Regions from separate parts of the Mus musculus genome. Here region 1 is linked to region 2. The links are chromatin contacts, found by Hi-C or POLR2A ChIA-PET in ENCODE. All regions are on one chromosome and are shown on one strand. Each heading gives the region's core, a stretch centred on a gene start or an enhancer-like site at or near the end of the contact. The rest is flanking DNA. Distances are from core to core; before and after follow the strand shown. Region 1 holds the start of Clpp (caseinolytic mitochondrial matrix peptidase proteolytic subunit). Region 2 holds the start of Ranbp3 (RAN binding protein 3).

Region 1 (4,841 bases), core at 1,182-3,681, 320 kb before region 2:
ACAGAATTAAGTAAAAGGAACCAAAGGGCTGTTAGCCACCTCTCAGCTGTGCATCAACATAGTAAAGCTGGCTACTTCCTGCTCGTCCAGGCCCACGGGCCCAGCACAAGGCAGACGCGAGCTTTCTTACTGTCCACGTGGAGCTGGATGAGAAGACAGATGCGTGCCTAACTGACAGCCCGCCCAGTGTCCAGTCATTGAAACCGCCCAGCCTTGAGCAGCTGAGAAGTATTATCTGGTGACGGTGCTCTCCACCAAACCTAACAAACTGAACTCAATTCCCAGGACCCACAGGACAGGCAGGAGCCCACATCACATGGACCCATACATATCAGGGAAAACCCACAGGTTGTCCTCTAATCTACACGCACACACACAGTGGAATGTACTCACCCATCCATATACACAGAAATAAATGTAACTTAATATTTTTCTTTTTTTTAACCAGTCTTTTCTTTTTCTTTTCTTTTCTTTTCTTTTTTCTTTTTTCCAAGACAGGGTTTCTCTGTGTAGCCTGACTGTCCTAGAACTCACTCTGTAGACCAGGCTGTCCTCGAACCCAGAAATCTGCCTGCCTCAGCCTCCCAAGTGCTGGGATTAAAGGCGTGTGCCACCACCGCCTGGCTTAATATTTTTCTTAAAAATGAACTATTTCTTCAGAGTTTGGTGGTTCAGCTAAACTAAATCCCTAAGGTGAGAGGACTGCAGAGGATCTGGGCTATCTCTGTCTCAAAACAGGCTTTGTTTGTTTGTTTTAATTCAGCTACTCTCGAAGCAAGGGAGACTGCTCAGTTGCTAAAATGTATGTGGACTCAAGTTCAGATCCCCAGTCCCCACAAAGTAGGCATGGCAGCACACACTTGTAATTCTAGCACTAGGGAGGTGGAGGCAGAAGGACCCTCAGGCTCATTGACCCGGTATACTAGCATATTTGGAAAGTTCCAGGCCAGTGAGAGACCGTCTTAGAGTGATTTTTTTCTCTCTCTCTCTTTTTGTTTTTTTTTGTTTTTTTTCGAGAAAGGGTTTCTTTCTTTCTTTCTTACTTTTTTTTGTTTGTTTGTTTTTCGAGATAAGAGTTCTTCTCTGTGTAGCTCTGGCTATCCTGGAACTCACTCTGTAGACCAGGCTGGTCTCGAATTCAGAAATCAGCCTGCCTCTGCCTCCCAAGTGCAGGAATTAAATGTGTGCACTACCATACCCTGCTTTGAGCGATTTTAAATTTTAGATTCTGTAGGAGGCACAAGGCTGCATGTCTTCCCCAAAGGGGCTATCTCTGACCCCACAACCAGGCTGTCCTGGCTTACCTGGGCTGTTGATATACATATGAATGGGCTTCTTGTTGCTTTCAGACTGTAAGAACAACAGCTGGGCAATGACCAGACTGGCCACACTGTCGTCAATCTGCAGGTGGGGAGAGCAGAGGTATCCTCAGGTTGAAGGTGGGATGGATAGAGGCTTAAGGAGTTGAGGCCCTGGGAACCAGGAATTTCCAGCACAGGAAGAGATGGCTGGGGAAGCCCCAGATAGTGGAAGACCCTAAGCTGGGGACAAGACTGGGACGGAGTGCTCTCCTAGCAGGCAAAAGGCCCTGGGTTTAAGCACTGCCTACACCTGGTCTGGTTTAGGAACCTCATCCCTCCCTCAAATGTCCTGTCAGCTACATGGGGAGTTCAAGGCCAGCCTGGGACCCTGACTCAGAAGACCAAAGGATAAACTGAAACAAAGAATGGCTGACAACAGCAGACTATGGTAAGAATGCACATTTTACATTCCAACGTTTGGGAAGCTATGGCAGGACGATGGAAAGGTAGGGGCTAGCCTGTACTACAAAGCAAAAATTTTGCTCAAGTTTTTTTTTTTTTTTTTTAAAGAATGTTTAAGGTCAGGGTCTAGGGCCTAGGGTCTAGGAGGTCACCAAGGATGAGGGGGAAGAGGGGGTTATATGACACAGAGCTTGACAAAGGATAAATGTTGGTGAGACAACAAGGTGTGCCCGGGAAGGACCGGGGTCGCTCACCGGGCCCATGACGCACACGATGCGTTCCCGCAACAGCCTCGAGTATATGTCATAAGCGCGCTCGCCTCGACCCTTCGTGGGAAAAGAAGATGTGAAAGGTCATCCTCCCTTGCACGCCGACCGACTACAAGCCTCCGCGCCATGTCCCCATCAGGTCACCGTACCGTCTGCTCCACCACTATGGGGATGAGCGGGAAAGCTCGCGTCGCAGTTCCATGCAGGCTCCTCCGCAGGGGTGAGCAGCTCACAGCAGTCCATGGCGGGGAGAAATGCACGGCAAGGCGAGACAACAGAGCGCGACATCCGTCCACAGCCACCCGGGCCTCCCCCAGCAGCACTCTGGGCCACATGACGACGCGCACTCCGGCTTGGCTTCCGGAACTACAACACCCGGCGTGCTTTGCGGGAGTCACTGGCTCATCCACTTCCGAGAACAGAATAAGCGGAACTGAAGAAGGCGGGGATAAGTCTGTGGGTGGGGTCCTCGTTAGAGGTAGGCGTTCGAATAAATAAGAAAAACCCGCGTATTAGTCCCATGGAAGTTCTCGGACGAGGTTGCGCTGTTCCCGGTGCCCACGCGGGAAGAAGCTCACGGAGGTGCTCACCAAAGGGTGAGAAGAGGCTTAGGGGACGCACCAGCCCACCACCATCGTCCCGCAGCAATCAGGTCCACGTGCTGGCCTGTAACCAATTGATCTTCCAGAACTACAATTCCCAGCTGCTTTGCGACCCCTGACTCCCGTATAGGCTCGCTAGAGAAAGGAGGAGAGTGTCTCTGGGACAGGACTTAGACCAGGAATCGCCAGGGGATTTATTGAACAATGTAGTTTAGGGCATTGTGAACACTGAGATAGGAGAGGAGGCCTGGATCTTGCCACAAGTTCTGGACGTTCGCTACACCTGTATTCGTTTTCAGAGGGCGTCCAGCTTTCTAGAAGCGTTCCTTTTTTGTCCAAGTAAAACTGGAGGGTAGGTAGACAGTGCCTACTGTCCATGTGCATGGTCCTATACCTTGAGAAATACTGTGCCCGCCATCTCGATCTGTCGCCGTAAGACCAAGATTCTGGGAGCTCCCCCCACCGCCATACCTGCCTCGTCTGTGCCTACGTTGCAGCTGGAGGCTCTTGGAAGAGGTGAAACTGAGCCATTGAACCTGCGACAGTCAGGCAATCACCTCTGCATTCATCTTCTTTGTCTTCCCTGCAACTCTTTTAAAAAAATAATATAGATATAGATATTTAGATATAGATTTATTTATTATTATTCATAAGTACACTGTAGCTGTCTTCAGATGCACCAGAAGAGGGCGTCAGATCTCATTAAGGGTGGTTGTAAGCCACCATGTGGTTGCTGGGATTTGAACTTAGGACCTTGGGAAGAGCAGTCAGTGCAACTCTTTTTAGCAGCCACACTTTTTCCCACGTGTCACTCCCCTCTGCCCTGTGCTAGGCTCCTTTACAATACATCTGTATCGGGCTGAGACATCATGCTCTGCTACCACCTCAGGCACATTCTGGAACTTTCTTAATTGTCGCCTGATGTAAGCATTACTTAAAGCGGTTGCCATGTTCCCTGAGGAAGATACACTTGCGTAACTGGAGACTTGTACCTTTAAATTGCATAAAAGCCAGACATGACCATCAAAAGCCAGAGATGTTTTTCCCTAGAGCTCTCCAAACGACACAGGCTCTTGTCATTACTCTGGGTTGCTCACCATAATTAGATGACAAGACTCAGTTGCTGAAGACACCAGTCACTTTGGTGTCTTCATGGGTCATGCAGAAACCAAACTGGAATTGACCTGGAGATTTCCTCCCAGCTGATTCAATTTCATAGTACCAGAAGGTAACATTTGGTCTGGATAAGACCACTTATGACAAAAGTCATAAGTGGTCTTATCCAGGGGTGGACCTCGAGTGCTGCAACTCCATCTGGTGGCAAGATGTGGCTGCTGGTGCACTGGTGGCATGAGAGCTATGGTGAACTCAAGGCTGCTCTGCAGGAGGGGACCACGCTCAGTGCTATAACCTGACTAGAGCCCACACTCCAAGGTTACACAACAAGGAGAGAAACTTGCCTTCCGTTGCTCTGCCAAATGGTTGTGCTGTGAAACTGCCTTCTGAATATTTGTCCCCATAGATTGCCGCTCTGGGCCCTCGTCAGAGATGCTTCACTTTGCAGCAGGAAGCGGGAAATTCAGAGGCTCTCAAGTCCGAATGCAGAGGAAGAACTGGCTACGAGTGCTTGCTCTAAGAGGGGCAAGAGCTGTGAAAGGTTGTCTAATGGATGTCTGGTGGCCATCATCCTTGTGACCTCACAGCAGCTGGACAAGATCAACCCAGCTAGATCAGCCAGTGTCCCAGCAGGCAGCAGTTCCTGGACTCCATGTGTTACAGAAAAGGGACATGAAGGTGGGAGGAGGCTGTGCCAGGAGTGTTGGGAGGAAGAGCAATAATTCTGAGTAAACACTTGGTATAAATGTGTGAAATTGTTAAAGAATAAAAGATAAAAATAGCCGGGCGTGGTGGCGCATGCCTTTAATCCCAGCACTTGAGAGGCAGAGGCAGGCGGATTTCTGAGTTCAAGGCCAGCCTGGTCTACAAAGTGAGTTCCAGGACAGCCAGGACTATACAGAGAAACCCTGTCTCACCCCCCCCCAAAAAAATAAAGAAATAGTCCAGATGTGGTAGTGTACACCTTTAATCCCAGCACTCAGGGAAACCCTGCCTTGAAAAACCAAGGAATAAATAAATAAGCCGTTAAAAGAAAAACAAGCCAGGGCATAGTGGTACATACCATTTTTTTTTCTAGATTGTGTGTGTGT
Region 2 (5,134 bases), core at 2,516-5,015:
TGGGAGAGAGCCCAGGACAGGAAGATATGAAATGAAGACAGGGACTTGGGATCTGGGCCTGGAAAGACATGAGCCACAGCCCAAGAGAGCTCATAACTACAGGGTAAGTTTCAAAGCTTCAAAACACACAAGGAACAGGGCTGATGCTTAAATGCTGAGCACTAGTCCAGTACGAAAAGCCCAGGGCTCCATTCCCAGCATCACTTCAGTCAAACACTTGTCATCCTAACACTGGGAAAGTAGGCGGGCAGTGGTGGCGCACGCCTTTAATCCCAGCACTTGGGAGGCAGAGACAGGGGGATTTCTGAGTTCAAGGCCAGCCTGGTCTACAGAGTGAGTTCCAGGACAGCCGGGGCTACAAAGAAAAATCCTGTCTCAAAAAAACAAAAACAATACAAAAACCAAAAACAAACACTGGGAAAGTAGAGGCAGAAGGATCAGGAGTTCAAGACCTTCCTCTGCTAGACAGCAAATTCAAGGTCAGCCTGGATTATATGACACCCTTACTCAAAAGAAAAACCAACACTACACACCTACTTTACAAAGGCGACAAGATATCAAACACCATGCTAGGAACATGCTCAAGAGATGGGGTATTCTGGAAACACAAAATGACTGATTCAGAAATGATGGATGTAAGGCACAAACACTTCACCTCCTGAGAAGACTGTGACAGAAGTAATGTCAGAGGATAGACAGCAGGCAGGCACAGACCTTCCTAGCCACAAACTTCAAAACCAAACATTCTCCATCTTCACTTTACAAGCAGTGTGTATTGACAGTGAACAATGTATGGGCGCCACAAGACGACCGAGCCCCAGGTGACAACGTGCAAACTGTACTCCAAGGCAAAGTGTACTCTCACTCCCAGTCAGTCCTGATCAACAAACTCCTTCCACCAACAAAACCTTCCTTTTCCATGGAAGAGCTCTTGGATGGCCTCTGTATCAAGCACTGCTCCAAAAGCAGGAGCCTACTAGTGATAGAGAAGGAGAAACTCCTGCCTTAGCAGTGCTTCTGCACCAGCAGAGCATGGCTTAGTTGGCTGACAGCTGAAGTCAAGAAATAAAGCAGGGCAGAGGCGATAGGAAAGGTGGCCACCAAAAAAACAGGCAGTCTGGGAATTCCTCATGAGTAAAGTATCATTAAGAACAGACCACCAGGGAGGGGGGCACTCCAGACAGAGGACATCCAGGAGCCCAGCAAGGAAGAGGAAGGCAGGTCAGAGCAGAGCAGTCAGGAGGAAGGGTCTGTGTAGAAGCTACTCTAGCTTCTGATTAAGGTGCTGGATGAAAAGAGGCAGAAGGGAAAGAGGCCTCCTTGGAGGCAGTGGAGGCAGGCACAGAAGAGGACTCCTAAGCACTTCAAAGTCTTGGGGTAAGAGAAAAATTCCCATTGACAACCATAACAGGTTGAGGTCTGGGTGACTTTCTGGGATGGGATTCTGTTCTACACAGGATATTACCCACTATAAAGGAGACCTCCATGGCACGAGCCCCATGTTCTGTATATTCCAGTCATCCCAGCACTTGGGAGGTAGAGTCCGCAGGGTCAGGACTTCAAGGCTAGAGCTGTGAACCTGAGAGCAACCTGGGCTATATGAGACTCTGTCAAACCAACTAAAATCCCCTAATTTTTAAAAGGAGTCTGTGTTTAAAACACACCCATGCCACGCAGTAGTGGTGTACGCCTTCAATCCCAGCACTTGGGAGGCAGAGGCAGGCAGATTTCTGAGTTCAAGGTCAGCCTGGTCTACAAAGTGAGTTCTGGGACAGCCAGGGCTACACAGAGAAACCCTGTCTTGAAAAACAAACAAACAAACCAACCAACCCACAAAGCACATCACATCAATCTCTACTTCCCTGGCTCCCTCTACTGCCTCCATCCTCAATGGCTTGTGTAAAATAGGTAAGGGGGGGGGGGGGGCGGGGCGGCTTACCCAGACTATGCAGGTTCACACAGCTCTGCTTCCTGACCTGCCTCTAGTAACTGACTTACCTGCATCTACCCTTCAAGGCCTGGATGGAGTGTAAATACCTCCCAATGCCCAGTCCCTCCCAGTGTACTCTCTGAAGGACCCCATGTCCCTGGGTGTTCTACAGAAGCCTCAGACTACATGTCACTGCATAGTGCATAGTGAAGTACCACGTCCCTGCTAACAGCCTGACTGTAGTTGTTAAGGAAAAAGGACAGGGCTGAAAATAGACCTCTGGGGGCTAGAGAGATGGCTAAGCAGTTAAGAGTACTGACTGCTCTTTCAGGGGTCCTGAGTTCAATTCCTAGCAACCACATGGTGGCTCACAACTACTGTAATGGGATCCTATGTACTCTTCTGGTATGTGTCTGAAGACAGCTCCAGTGTACTTAGATAAATAAAAATAAATAAATCTAAAAAACAAAAAACAAAAAAAACAGACCCTGAAGTCCCCAAACTGAACCCTGGAGGAGCCCCGAAGGGGCCACCACTGGGTGTCAAGCATCAGGCTGACTGAGAAAGTGTTACATCCCAGAGTGCTCAGGGAGTCAGGGCCACGGGGCAAAAGGGGGTGTGGAAGCAATTAGTATATCAGTGCTCAACCTGTGGGTTGCCACCCCTTTGGCAAATGTCTAAATAGGAAATCCAGAAACATTTACATTACCATTCATAACAGTAGCAAAGCTAGTTATGAAGAAGTAACAAAAATAATTTTATGGTTGGGGTCACCACAATGAGGAACTATATTTAAGGGTCACGGCATTAAGAAGATTGAGAACCACTGAATTAGGAAATACAGATCAGGTGGCCAAGCCTAAATCAGGGGATGTAAGCTGCACTCCAAAGGACTCTGAAGACTGGTAGGAAGAGACGTGCAGGTTCTGCAACAACTGGGTAGTCCTACCATATTCAAACCCCTTAAATGGGATGTCGACTCCAGAGGGGAGGTTTCACGGTGTCAAAAATAAAAACGGGATGTGAAGAAGCAGTTAGGAGTTTCAAGATCAGATGGCCAGGCCTAAATGGGGGGCATCAAGTGCACCTCAAAGGACCTGGAGCCCTGTGGCGGGAATAGGGGCGCCCGGTCCGGGTTTAAGCAGACCTCGGGGTGTAAGCTACAGGTCGGGGTGGCCGAGCACCTTCGCGGGATGAAGGAGAGCCGGACCTGAGCCTGAGGCTATGCCGGGGAAGGAGGCCCAGGCCCCAGGCGAGGGAAGCGGGGAAGGGAGCGTGGCGGGCTGGGCCCGCGAGCAGGCTCGGAGGTCTCGCCCGCCTCGTTCGAGGCCGCGGAGCCGCGTCTCAAGGCCCGTTGGGCTCCCCGGGCGGCCTGCGAGGCCGGAAGGCGTGGGGTGGGGGTGGGGGGTGGGAGGCGGTCGCGGCGCGGCCGAGGAGCCTCGAGGTCGGGAGGAGGCAGAAGCCGGGGCTGCCGCGAGGAACCCGGCCGGGGACCAGACTCCACGGTAGGGGGGCCCGCTGGGTGCCCAGACCGGGTGAGGCCGAACTCCCACAACCTGAAGCGCTCGCCCTTCGACTCTGGGGCTCCCTTGACTTCCCGCCCCGCGCCCGCCTGCCGCCAGCTGGCCCCCGGCGGCGCCTCCCCTACCTTCGTTCGCCAGGTCCGCCATTTTACTTCCTTAAGCCCTCCCACAAGGCCCCGCGCCCGGCCCCCGGGCTCCGAGGGCTTTCTGCTGGGAGAGTTCTGCGCCTGCGCATCCCATAAGCCAGCGCCGGTGTGAGGAGGAGGGAAGCTCGCACCCGCTAGAGCTCCGGCCGCGCGCCTGCGCAGTAACGGCTCTCCGCCCGCCTCTTCCCGCCCGCAAAGGGAAGAGGGTGTGGCTAGCGTGGCACGCATGCGCACAGGCAGCGCCAGTTTGCTATTGGTCCTGAGCTCCTAGCATTGGCAGCATGTTAAGGAGGTGGGGGGGGGGGAGGAGGATGGCCGAGCCCCACGCATGCGCAGGAGAGACGTGCCGCTGCTTGCTGTCCTGACTGCCATCCCGCCACTTTCTCTGTTTGTTTCTCTGGCGTGAGCCTAGGTAGGCTTTTTAGCGATTCCGCGTACAGGAAGGAGTGGCCCATGTCCCTGAATCAGAAGCCAGGCCCTTTCACACAGCTTTCCTATGGCTATTTGGGGTGGTTGAGGAAGAGGCAAAGTCAGAGGTCACCCTAGATTTCAAACACAGGATGTCCTAATAAAACTAGACTCTTAACCTCTCTGGGCATTAGACTTGGCATTGGTGCGCACGCCTTTAATCCCAGCACTCAGGCAGACGCAAGAGGATCTCCGTTTGAGAGCAGCCTGGTCCAGGGCTACACAGACTATGTCTTGAAAACAAACAAACAATAAGTAATAAGAAAAGATGTATTTGTGTATGAGTGCTATGTGTGTGCAGTGCCTACAAAAGGCTAAAAAAGGAAAGGCTATCCTGGAACTGGACTGTGGGTGACCGGTCTAAGCCAACTATGTGGGTGCTAAGAACTCAGGCCAGGCGTGGTGGCGTACGCCTTTAATCCCAGCACTCGGGAGGCAGAGGCAGGCGGATTTCTGAGTTCGAGGGCAGTCTGGTCTACAGAGTGAGTTCCAGGACAGCCAGGGCTATACAGAGAAACCCTGTCTGGAAAAAAGAAAGAAAGAGAGAGAGAGAGAGAGAGAGAGAGAGAGAGAGAGAGAGAGAGAGAGAGAGAGAAGAAGAAGAAGAAGAAGAAGTAAGGAAGAAAGAAAGGAAGGGAGAATGGAAAACCAAACCTATATTCACCTTTGCATACTGACAAGACACCTGAAAGCAGCTACTACGTATTTTAAATCTGGGTATACTCCTATAGATCTGTGAGATAGGGAGACACTGTCACAGTGTAGTCCAGTCTGGTCTTGAACTCAAAATTCTCCTGCCTCATCTTCCCAAGTGCTGGGGCCACAGATATAGAACTCACTCTTGCCGGGCGTGGTGGCACATGCCTTTAATCCCAGCACTTGGGAGGCAGAGGCAGGCAGATCTCTGAGTTCGAGGCCAGCCTGGTCTACAGAGTGAGTTCCAGGACAGCCAGGGCTACACAGAGAAACCCTGTCTCGAAAAAAAAAAAAAAAAAAAAAGAGCTCACTCACACTTTCTTTCTCCCCCCCCACCCCCAGTTTTGAGTATTTTATGTAGCCCAGACTGC

What was found. Hi-C counts contacts between places; a loop is a spot of excess contacts on that map. ChIA-PET counts read pairs that join two places held with the same protein, here RNA polymerase II (POLR2A).
Region 1: a loop to region 2 is called in a map of heart, with 27 times the contacts of the local background. The contact joins the promoter of Clpp here to the promoter of Ranbp3 in region 2. A Hi-C loop is called at or near these places in 1 of 37 maps with a recorded cell type or tissue (heart). POLR2A ChIA-PET finds 5 or more read pairs at or near these places in 1 of 5 experiments (embryonic stem cell).

Annotation. Positions count from the first base shown.
Region 1 is chr17:56,987,854-56,992,694 of GRCm38, reverse strand. It overlaps Clpp (caseinolytic mitochondrial matrix peptidase proteolytic subunit), which reads right to left and starts at 2,431. Exons shown (of 6, transcript NM_017393.2): 1 at 2,182-2,431; 2 at 2,018-2,089; 3 at 1,305-1,401. The coding sequence starts at 2,367. It overlaps Gm33509 (a long non-coding RNA gene), which reads left to right and starts at 2,772. Exons shown (of 2, transcript XR_385672.4): 1 at 2,772-2,986; 2 at 4,157-4,533.
Region 2 is chr17:56,671,856-56,676,989 of GRCm38, reverse strand. Ranbp3 (RAN binding protein 3) reads right to left here and starts at 3,765. Exons shown (of 17, transcript NM_001252466.1): 1 at 3,579-3,765. The coding sequence starts at 3,600.